Linked DNA regions of Homo sapiens: regions 1 and 2 are each linked to region 3. The links are chromatin contacts, found by Hi-C or POLR2A ChIA-PET in ENCODE. All regions are on one chromosome and are shown on one strand. The core of a region is the stretch at or near the end of the contact, and the rest is flanking DNA. Distances in the headings are between cores, read along the strand shown.

Region 1 (2,882 bases), core at 166-2,665, 860 kb after region 3:
GCATACTGCCAAAGCGCCACGGTGGAAACAAGCTTCTTAGTGGTCCAGGTAGTTGATTAAGAAATTATCTAAGACTTCAGAGGGAAATAAAATAACATGAAAATATAAAACCAAGAAATCTAGATTTCCATTGTCCTCTGGCATCTTTTCTGAGATGGAAATTGAGTCTGGATAACACAGATATAAAAATGTTCCACTTAGCCATTTTTCTTCCTCTTTTGGGGAAGAGAGAGGCAATGTTAATTTCAGCTGCTTATACTAATTGAACCAAGCCGGGTTGGACCAATTATCCAGTGTGATACTCTCTACTGTAAATCACAACATCACTACCTGTTTTACTACCCTGTGGACATAACCTCAGGATACTTAAGGCTCATCTCACACGGGGGTAGCAGAAGTCTAGCCCAGGGCCTTAGCATGGTACATCATCATTAATCCATAGTTATTAACTGATGTGGAGATGTTACATTTGTAAGATTAAATAAAGCATTGTCTGTTGTTCACATAGGGGGAGGGGGGAAAGAAATCTATCTAAGAAAGCAACGCACACTTGCTTCCCATATAAAGCTAGTGTACATTTTCTCTTTTCTCCCTCAGCAACTCCTCTGCTTGAGGGGTAAGTGAATTTGTCAACTTGAGTTCCAATGGCAAGTAAAATGTGGGTAGAGAATTAAGCAATAAAATGTTCTTCTCTTGTTTCCCTTTTGGCAGCAGGCTTTGCTTTGGGGATAGTCCTAAGGACACATGAGTTGGCACACTCTTAAGTATAGTTCCCTTATGTGTGATTTTTTTTCTTTTCTTTTTTTTTTTTTTGAGGTGGAGTCTCGCTCTGTTGCCCAGGCTGGAGTGCAGTGGTGCGATCTCGGCTCACTGCAATCTCCATCTCCCAGGTTCAAGCGATTCTCATGCCTCAGCTTCCTGAGTAGCTGAGATTATAGGCGTGCACCACCATGCTTGGCTAATTTTTGTATTTTTAGTGGAGATGGAGTTTCACCATGTTGGCCAGGCTGGTCTTGAACTCCTGGTCTCAAGTGATCCTCCTGCCTCAGCCTCCCAAACTGCTGAAATTATAGGTGTGAGCCACCACGCCCGGCCAATATGTGTGATTTAAAATGGAAAAATACTGCTGCAGGCAGAGTGAGTGAAGAGTGATTCCCAGGGTAAGCCACACTGGGCAAAAGGGATTTGTGGAAGATTCTTCTGTTCCATGATTAGTTCCTAACAAGCACAACCTTCCAGACTGGTGACAGCATTTCACATTTACTAAAGGAAAAATACCCAATGTTACGGAAAACAAACAAACAAAAACAAAAAACAAACAAAAACCACACCAGAAAACCTGCCTTTAAATACAAAAAACTAATAATCCACAGCCTAGAACACATTCGTCATCTATTTAACAAACACTTCCCCAAAGCGAGAAAACAGTTTTGAATGCTGCCAGAATTAGGTTGCAGACTTTCTAAGAATTGTTTGGCCCGTGCAAAGAAAGAAAGAAAAAGTCACATGCTATTCACTGACTGTTTAAACACTTCTCTGTTTCTGTTCCTCACCCAGTTGTGATTTTCACTCTCCTGTCTACTTTCTATCTCAAAACTCTGTTTATTTCACTCAGAGCTCTTTCTAAACTCTGGAAGTGTTTGCTTGTTAATTCTCTTTCTTTTTTAAATTGTTGGTCTCTCCACTAGAAGGAAAGCTCCCATGAAGTACACTGTTCTACCTGCTGGGGAATCTAAAATCATTCCTGGCACAAAGGAAATACTCATATTTGTTGCATGAATAAATGAAAGTATCCACTTACTTTTTTTTTTTTTTTTTCGAGACAGAGTCTCGCTCTGTCATTCTCCTGCCTCAGCCTCCCGAGTGGCTGGGACTACAGGCGCCCGCCACCACGCCTGGCTAATTTTTTGTATTTTTAGTAGAGACGGGGTTTCATTGTGTTAGCCAGGATGGTCTCGATCTCCTGACCTCGTGATCCACTTGCCTCGGCCTCCCAAAGTGCTGGGATTACAGGCGTGAGCCACCGCGCCCAGCCTCCCACCCCTTTTATATATTGCTTAACACTGGCTGCCTGATTGACTCTCAGGCTGGAATGACAGATGGTCATCTAAGTAGCTTCAAATTCTGATAAGTGCTATGAAGGATGAAGGAAGTAAAGTGGTCCATGATGGGTGTATTTACTTGATTCTCAACTGTACCCAAGAAAAATACCAATGCAAGTGTTATGACGAAGGACAACCTACATGGCTGCGCTGCTGGGAATCATTTGGTGAACTGGAGAGTGGGTGCCCCATCTTAAGGGACAGTCACAACTCACATTCTGTCTGGAAATATAGGGCAAAACTACCCATTATGGGGAAGTCTGAAATATAGAATTGTATTGACATATTATTGCTTTAAAATATCATCAACTTTGTTAATTCAAAAATATAATTAATTAATTAAAATATTATTTAAAACACTATGTAGGCCAAGTAAGATGCATCTCTGGCTAGAGGCCTTCTACAGATGGCTAGTTTTCAACTTCTGGTTTATGTTTTTTATTTTATTTTACTTCTTCAAACCCACAGCCAACATCATACAACTTCTGGTCTAAATGCCTAGCTCAACGTTCTCTAGAAGAACCATTCCTTGGAAAATTGAGCTACCTTGTTAGAGGCCCAACAGCTACATGGATGATTAAGTTTGAGAAACACTTGGTTAAACAAAGTGAAACAGGCGTGCTTGCTGCAGGACTTCTCAGAGCCTTTAGTAGGTGGATGTCCATTGTGAATCTTCAGTAGAGACTATAAAGCAAATAGATTTTCTGAAACTATTCCATAGCAGAGCCCTATTTCTAGGCCCATCTTATTGGACTAACGTTCCACAGACCAACTTGGAAA
Region 2 (2,994 bases), core at 426-2,925, 590 kb after region 3:
GCTGGGATTATAGGCAGCCGTCACCACACCTGGCTAATTTTTATATTTTTAGTAGAGACAGGGTTTCGCCATGTTTAATGTGAGAAATATTTCATGCCTGTAATCCCAGCACGGCCTATATTTCTCACATTTAATGCGACCTTTGTATGTTTCTTTCCTTTTTTTTTTCCTTTGAGATGGAGTCTTGCTCTTGTCACCCAGGCTCGAGTGCAATGGCACGATCTCAGCTCACTGCAACCTCTGCCTCCCTGATTCAAGCGATTCTCCTGCCTCAGCCTCCCAAGTAGCTGGGATTATAGGCGCCCACCACCACGCCCAGCTAATTTTTGTATTTTTAATAGAGATGGGGCTTCACCATGTTGGCCAGGCTGGTCTCGAACTCCTGATCTTGTGATCTGCCCGCCTTGGCCTCCCAAAGTGCTGGGATTACAGGCGTGAGCCAGTGCGCCTGGCCAGATCTTTGTATGTTTCTTTGTGGATATATTGATGTATCAGATGGTACAGGGAGTGCTGCCCCGACCCCGCTGGAGGTGCAATGTAATATCAGATATAGGCACCGCATTACATTTCTAAAATATAAAAAGTGTAGAATTCCAAAGTGTATTGGGCTATAAGGGTTTGGATAATAAATTTGGATGTATATTTTACGTCATTTTAAAGCTGAGGAATAGAGACACTAAATACCAGCGCCGGTGAGTGACAGTGCCTGGACTGGAATCCAGGGATCGGAGTTCTGAGTTGAGTCTCTAACCACTAGGCTCTCTTAAGAGAGGTAGACTGATGCTTATTAACTGCATGAACGAAGGAGTAAAGGAGGCTGACTGGGCCTTGTTCCAATTCCTGGGCTGTTTTGCCTGCTGCTAGGGAGATTCCTATCTTTCTCTGGCAGAACATCTTTCTAAGCCCCGTGCTGCAGCTGTAAGTGTGCGTGCGAAACATGCATGGACACACACCACACACACACAGACTCACACCTTGGAGAGGAGCTGCATGCTGTTATATTTCCTGGAGCTTTGTGGCTGCCTGTTGTTTCAGCGATCTCATCTTTATGAATGAGGCGACAGAACCCACTAGTAACCAGGCGAGGGAGTGAAAACAGATGCTTTTCCAGCCAGGCAGGGCTGTGCTGAGCAGTTTGTCACTGGTTAAACCTCTGTCTCCATCAAGACACACTCCCTGTAAAAAATGATTACCGTTCTCTCTCTCTGACTTTAGGAACTGCTCCGGTCCTGAAAACTCAAAGTCACAGCTAACAGGAAAAGGATAATTTGTCTGTTGGATACTTAGACCAGAATAAGGCAATGGGGTACAGTGATGCTATTTCTGAAAGTGTGAAGGCCTAATTTCCTCCAGCCAAGAGAGGAAGTGAGCCTGCTTTGCGTGCTTGAAAGCTTCCTTGAGAGGAGGTGAGGTTGCCTCTAGAAGGCAGTGGAAAATCAACGTGGTTTTAAGTGAGCAAAAGTCTTCAAAAAAGCCTCAGGAATAAGATAGGCTATAGGTTTGGCCAAGGACAGACCATCAAGCAATATTGTTGATTGAAACACAGTTGTAGAAAGGTGAATACTGTATGATTTCCTCTACGTTTAAAAAAAGGACATGTATCTGCACGTGTGTGTGTGTGTTTAGATGTGTAAAAATATTTAAAAAAGGACGAGAAGAATACTCTCTTACCATTAACACAGGAAGTAAATAAAAAATGGGGTGGGGGTGGGGAAAGCCATGTCAGAGGGAGAGAAGGGTGAGTTTCTATTTTCAGTCATATATACTACAGTGTTTTTCCTTTACTTCTGTAATCTAAAATAAAAATAAATAAAGTCAACTGGCAAAAGCAAACACCCAAGCAAACAACTACATAATAAACAGAAAGCCCTTTAATTTCTAAGAATCAGGAGGCTTCAGAACATGAAAGAACTTCCTGGTTCGAGGCATTCCTCGTGAAATCATGTTTGGAAGCCAATCTGGAATTCTACCCCGCCCGGAACGAGGTAGACTCCATAAAGCAGTATTGAAATTTCCCTGTTGAACAAAAAATAAATGTTTGATGCTTTCTCTCGACCTCTGTTTAAAGTTATTAACTCTTCTTTTATTTAACTTTTATTAAAGTTATTAACTCTTCTTTCAGCTTACTGCTGTGGTGGTGTGTGTGTGTGTGTGTGTGTGTATGTGTGTATGTGTATTTAAAGCATAGGAAACATCCAAATGACTAATGTTGTTTACATTCTATTCTTTAAAATACACATCATACTAGATGAAAGCATAAAACAATATCTTTAAATATTAAAGAAAAACAATCCTGTTTAAAAACCAGCCTCTTCCAGAGCCTAAGAGAGATACACTAGGCCCTTGAGGATGCTTGAGACTGTGCGCAAAAAAATTGGGGTCTTTGGTTACTCTATTGTAAAACAATCAGGTTGCATTCTGGCTTTTAGATTGTTTTAAGTGAAGTTTCACTACTTGCTTGTTACTTTTGTTTAACTTATTCCTTATAAATTGGGTTAAGTAGAAAATAGGAAGAGAAAGAGGAGCCCAAGGAAGGTGGTGATGGTAGGTAAAGCTGGGAACAGGCACCCCCCTTCTGCCTCATCTCCACTTGCAGGGACACCAGTAATTCAACAAATGGTGGCTGCCGGCAACACCTCCGGTTGAGAAGCTTTCCTGGTTATGAACCTGAAACAGGCTTTTCTTAGGAGAAGAGCATACTTAATTACTGGAATCTCAATCACATGCGCTGAAAGAATAAATGACCAGCATGGGCAGATTTTGATTAAGACTTGTCAAGGGGGAAATGATTTTCTTAAGTTTGGGATTTTTAACTTTATAAGATAGTCTTCTTGTTGGCAAAATTCGTCAGTGTCTCTGGGGCTTTCAGGCTACAGGATTGTGTTAGAAACAGTCTGTGTGCCATCACCTTTTAGAATATGTCCATATTAAATGAGGCTCAAACAAAAAACATTTTGTTTCTATATATCAAATAAAATAAAGAAAAGGTCCTTT
Region 3 (3,105 bases), core at 344-2,843:
AGTTCAGTGATTTTCCCAAGGTTACCCATCCAGCAAATGTCAGGACTAAAACCCAGATCTCATCATGAAGGGCAAACTCCCATGATTCAGAGACGACTGAGGCTTGTGTAGCCCAGAAAGAAAAGAATTGCTCAAGTTTGTCCTACATTTCAGGATGAAAGACCAAATGTCGTGATTTCTACACTGTGCTGAATTAATACTTTTTCTTAATTTTTTTTCTGGCCTACTTCATTTCCCCAATAGGTTATATTCTAAAGGCAGTCAAAGATTATAAGATAACGTTTCTGTAGGTAGGGGGAAATAAGAGCTGTTGAAATGACCTGAGTGTCATCTCTATCTCTGGGGACAGATACCATCTCACGACTTCTATCTGCCTAAGAGAAGTTAAGCAAGAAGGTGCAGAGCTTTATTAAGCAGAGAAACATTAGACCTTTCAGCTGCTTGTGCCATCTAATTACCTGTGACTCCTGGCATCACATGCAAGCTTTATTACTGCATGTGTGAAAACTGCAAGTCCTGCTTTCGTATCTGCCCTTTGAAACTCCTCCAAACATCTACCTCTACTCAATTTTCAGTACAGCTAGAATCTTACCCTCTATGAGCAAAGAAGCTAATTTCTCAATTATGCTTGAAATTTAGTAATTCTAGGAACAATTTTTTTTAGAGCTTAGATCCTTATGGGCGTAAAACACTCTGATTGTGTTTAAGGATTCTACCTTTTATCAGTGTCTCCAGTGGGTTTGAACAGAATTACTTCCTTTGGCAGTTTTCTGGAACTCTCTATAAATTCATTTTACTAATGTTCTGTTGAACAAACCTGTTCTATCCTCCAACATTGAGTTGGTTTTTTTTTTTTTTTTTAGAGACAGGATCTTGCTCTGTTGTCCAGGCTGGAGTGCAGTGGCATGATTGTAGCTCACTGCAGTCTGAAACTCCTGGGCTCAAGCAATCCTCATGCTTTAGCCTTCTGAGTAACTAAGACTACAGGTGCGCACTACCATGCCACGCCCCGAATTGGTATTTTTAAAGAAAGTATTCTCATCATGAAAATTTCTGCTTTGCTATAGGAAGCACTAGATAAAGTTGTTTGGTTAACACCAAGTGAAACTAGTGTTATGTATAGTAATGCATCTCAACATATTTACTCTATTTGATAATGAAACTGATTTACTTCTGCTTTTAGAGAGAGGGAGAGATGAATGGATGGTTCCTTGAGTGTTCTTCATGTATTTATTTATTTATTCAACTCACATACATTAAATACCTACTTTATGTTTCCTAGGCATTTGGGGGTCGCAATAAAGAGTAGTAAAGGTTCCTGACCTCAAGAAGGTTATACTCTAAAGGGAAAGAGTGGTGGGCAGTCACAGCCACAAACCAATGAATTTCAGGTAGTGAACACTGTCATACAGAGAGAAACTGAGAAATTTGAGTGGGGGATTGTGAATTGCTGCTGCCTTGGGTGGATTAGTCAAGGAAGATCTCATTTGAGGAGGCGATATTTGAACAAGATCTGAATGAAGTGAGGAAGGAAGCTGTGGGGCCGTGGAGGGAACAGTGTCCCAGGTGGAAGAAAACAGCCAAGACCCGGAAGTCACCATGGGCTTTAGAGACAGCAAGGAGACCCGGATGTCTGGAGCCGAATGAGGAAGGCAAAAGTGGAAGAGGCCACCAGGGGGCAGACTGTGCAGAACCTATGGGACTTCATAAGGACTTTGGATTTCACTGGAAGAGTAATGGATGAGGCTAGAAGGTTTGGGGCAGGAGAAAAGCATCATCTGACTTACCTGTGAGCAGGTTGACTGCACACCGGTGGATGGACCGTGGTGGGGGTGAGCTGGGAGCAGGCAGGCAGGACAGGGCTGTGGCAGTCGGTAGTGGCTGTGGCTGGGCTGATAGTGGTGGGCTGATAGTGGTGGAGGTTGTGAGAAATGGTTGGATTGTGGGTTAATTTTTGAAGTTTGAGCCTATCAGTGGGAGAACAGGACACTAAGAAGGACAGAGTAAGTGGCGTGTCCTTTAAATGAGATGATCTCAATATCCCCAGAAAGTGGCTCCTGTTTTTACTCTATCAACATCCATTTCCAAGACCCTGCCTCATTGCCTGTCAGAGTGTCGGGCCCTGGAACGCTCCAGCTGTGATAATGTCGTGGCCCTCAAGGACCACCCCCTCCCCAACCATGGAGGGACAAGCTAAATCCCTCCTTCATCACCACCGCCTGTTCCAGGCCACCATGGGTGCACACCCAGACTTCCTGTAGTAGTTTCTCCCATGGCCTCCCTGGCTGGTCTTTGCCTCACCTGCCCACTTTGCACACAAAAGCCACAACAATCTTTCTTTAAACCTTAAAACATTCTTTACATTGACTCTCCCTCTTTTCCTTCATTACATTTATTTTTAAAAGAAATTTTATTTCATAACTATACAGGGAAAATTAGCAGAACTGACGACAGATAGAAAGTAAACATGAAAACAAATACGATAGGTACAAAACAAGGTTGTCGAATTCCAGCTCATTTATTTGACAGCCTCTTACCCTCACAACCATGCTTTGTTATGACCATTATCTCATTTTAATCCTAAGTAAACTGAGTCCCAGAGAGATCAATTGATGTGCCAAAGTTCATAAAGCAAGGCAGGGAATGTACCACCCTAGTTTCCAGAGTTAAATGCCAGGCTGAGCCTGTGTTTTTGTCTTTTCCTCATCCTCTATAGTGGAGTCAGCAAAGTACAGCTCATGGGCCAAGTCCAGCCCAACATCTGTTTTTGGAAATAAAGTTTTATTGGCACACAGCCACTCTTATTTGTTGACGTATTGTCTGTGGCAGCTTCTGTACTATAATGGCAGAATTGAGTAGGTGCTACAGAGACCATGTGACCCTCAAAGCCTGAAATATTTATTATCAGGCCCTTTATAGAAAAAGTTTGCCAACCCATGTTCTAGATAGAAAAAAAAATGAAGTACATCAAAGAGAATAAGTTATAGTTCATGGAACACACATAATGTCTATTCTTCCCATGACTGCAACAAAATGTCAGTTAAAGAGAAATAAATGTTTTTTCAATGAATGATTTAAAAAACAGGAGTTAAAAAAAAAAAACAG

What was found. A loop is a pair of places that touch in the nucleus more often than their neighbours do. ChIA-PET counts read pairs that join two places held with the same protein, here RNA polymerase II (POLR2A). Pooled maps may share reads with other maps.
Region 1: a map with no recorded cell type shows a loop between it and region 3 (10-fold over the local background). The contact joins two enhancer-like sites. A Hi-C loop is called at or near these places in 3 of 37 single-sample maps with no recorded cell type and 2 of 50 pooled maps.
Region 2: a pooled map shows a loop between it and region 3 (3-fold over the local background). The contact joins two enhancer-like sites. A Hi-C loop is called at or near these places in 1 of 37 single-sample maps with no recorded cell type and 1 of 50 pooled maps. POLR2A ChIA-PET finds 5 or more read pairs at or near these places in 1 of 52 experiments (A673).

What each region holds. Positions count from the first base shown.
Region 1 is chr20:54,016,601-54,019,482 of GRCh38, forward strand. All of the region lies in intron 4 of BCAS1 (brain enriched myelin associated protein 1), which reads right to left. Among named protein-coding and RNA genes, the nearest start is that of MIR4756, 50 kb to the right of the region's middle. Within about 2 kb of position 1,416, at least 3 of the 41 ENCODE cell types and tissues checked have a DNase peak (open chromatin) inside an H3K27ac peak, as active enhancers do.
Region 2 is chr20:53,750,161-53,753,154 of GRCh38, forward strand. No RefSeq gene overlaps it. Among named protein-coding and RNA genes, the nearest start is that of ZNF217, 160 kb to the left of the region's middle. RefSeq lists an enhancer at 628-1,129. Within about 2 kb of position 1,676, at least 20 of the 41 ENCODE cell types and tissues checked have a DNase peak (open chromatin) inside an H3K27ac peak, as active enhancers do.
Region 3 is chr20:53,156,563-53,159,667 of GRCh38, forward strand. All of the region lies in intron 1 of TSHZ2 (teashirt zinc finger homeobox 2), which reads left to right. Among named protein-coding and RNA genes, the nearest start is that of TSHZ2, 190 kb to the left of the region's middle. RefSeq lists a silencer at 858-977. Within about 2 kb of position 1,594, at least 2 of the 41 ENCODE cell types and tissues checked have a DNase peak (open chromatin) inside an H3K27ac peak, as active enhancers do.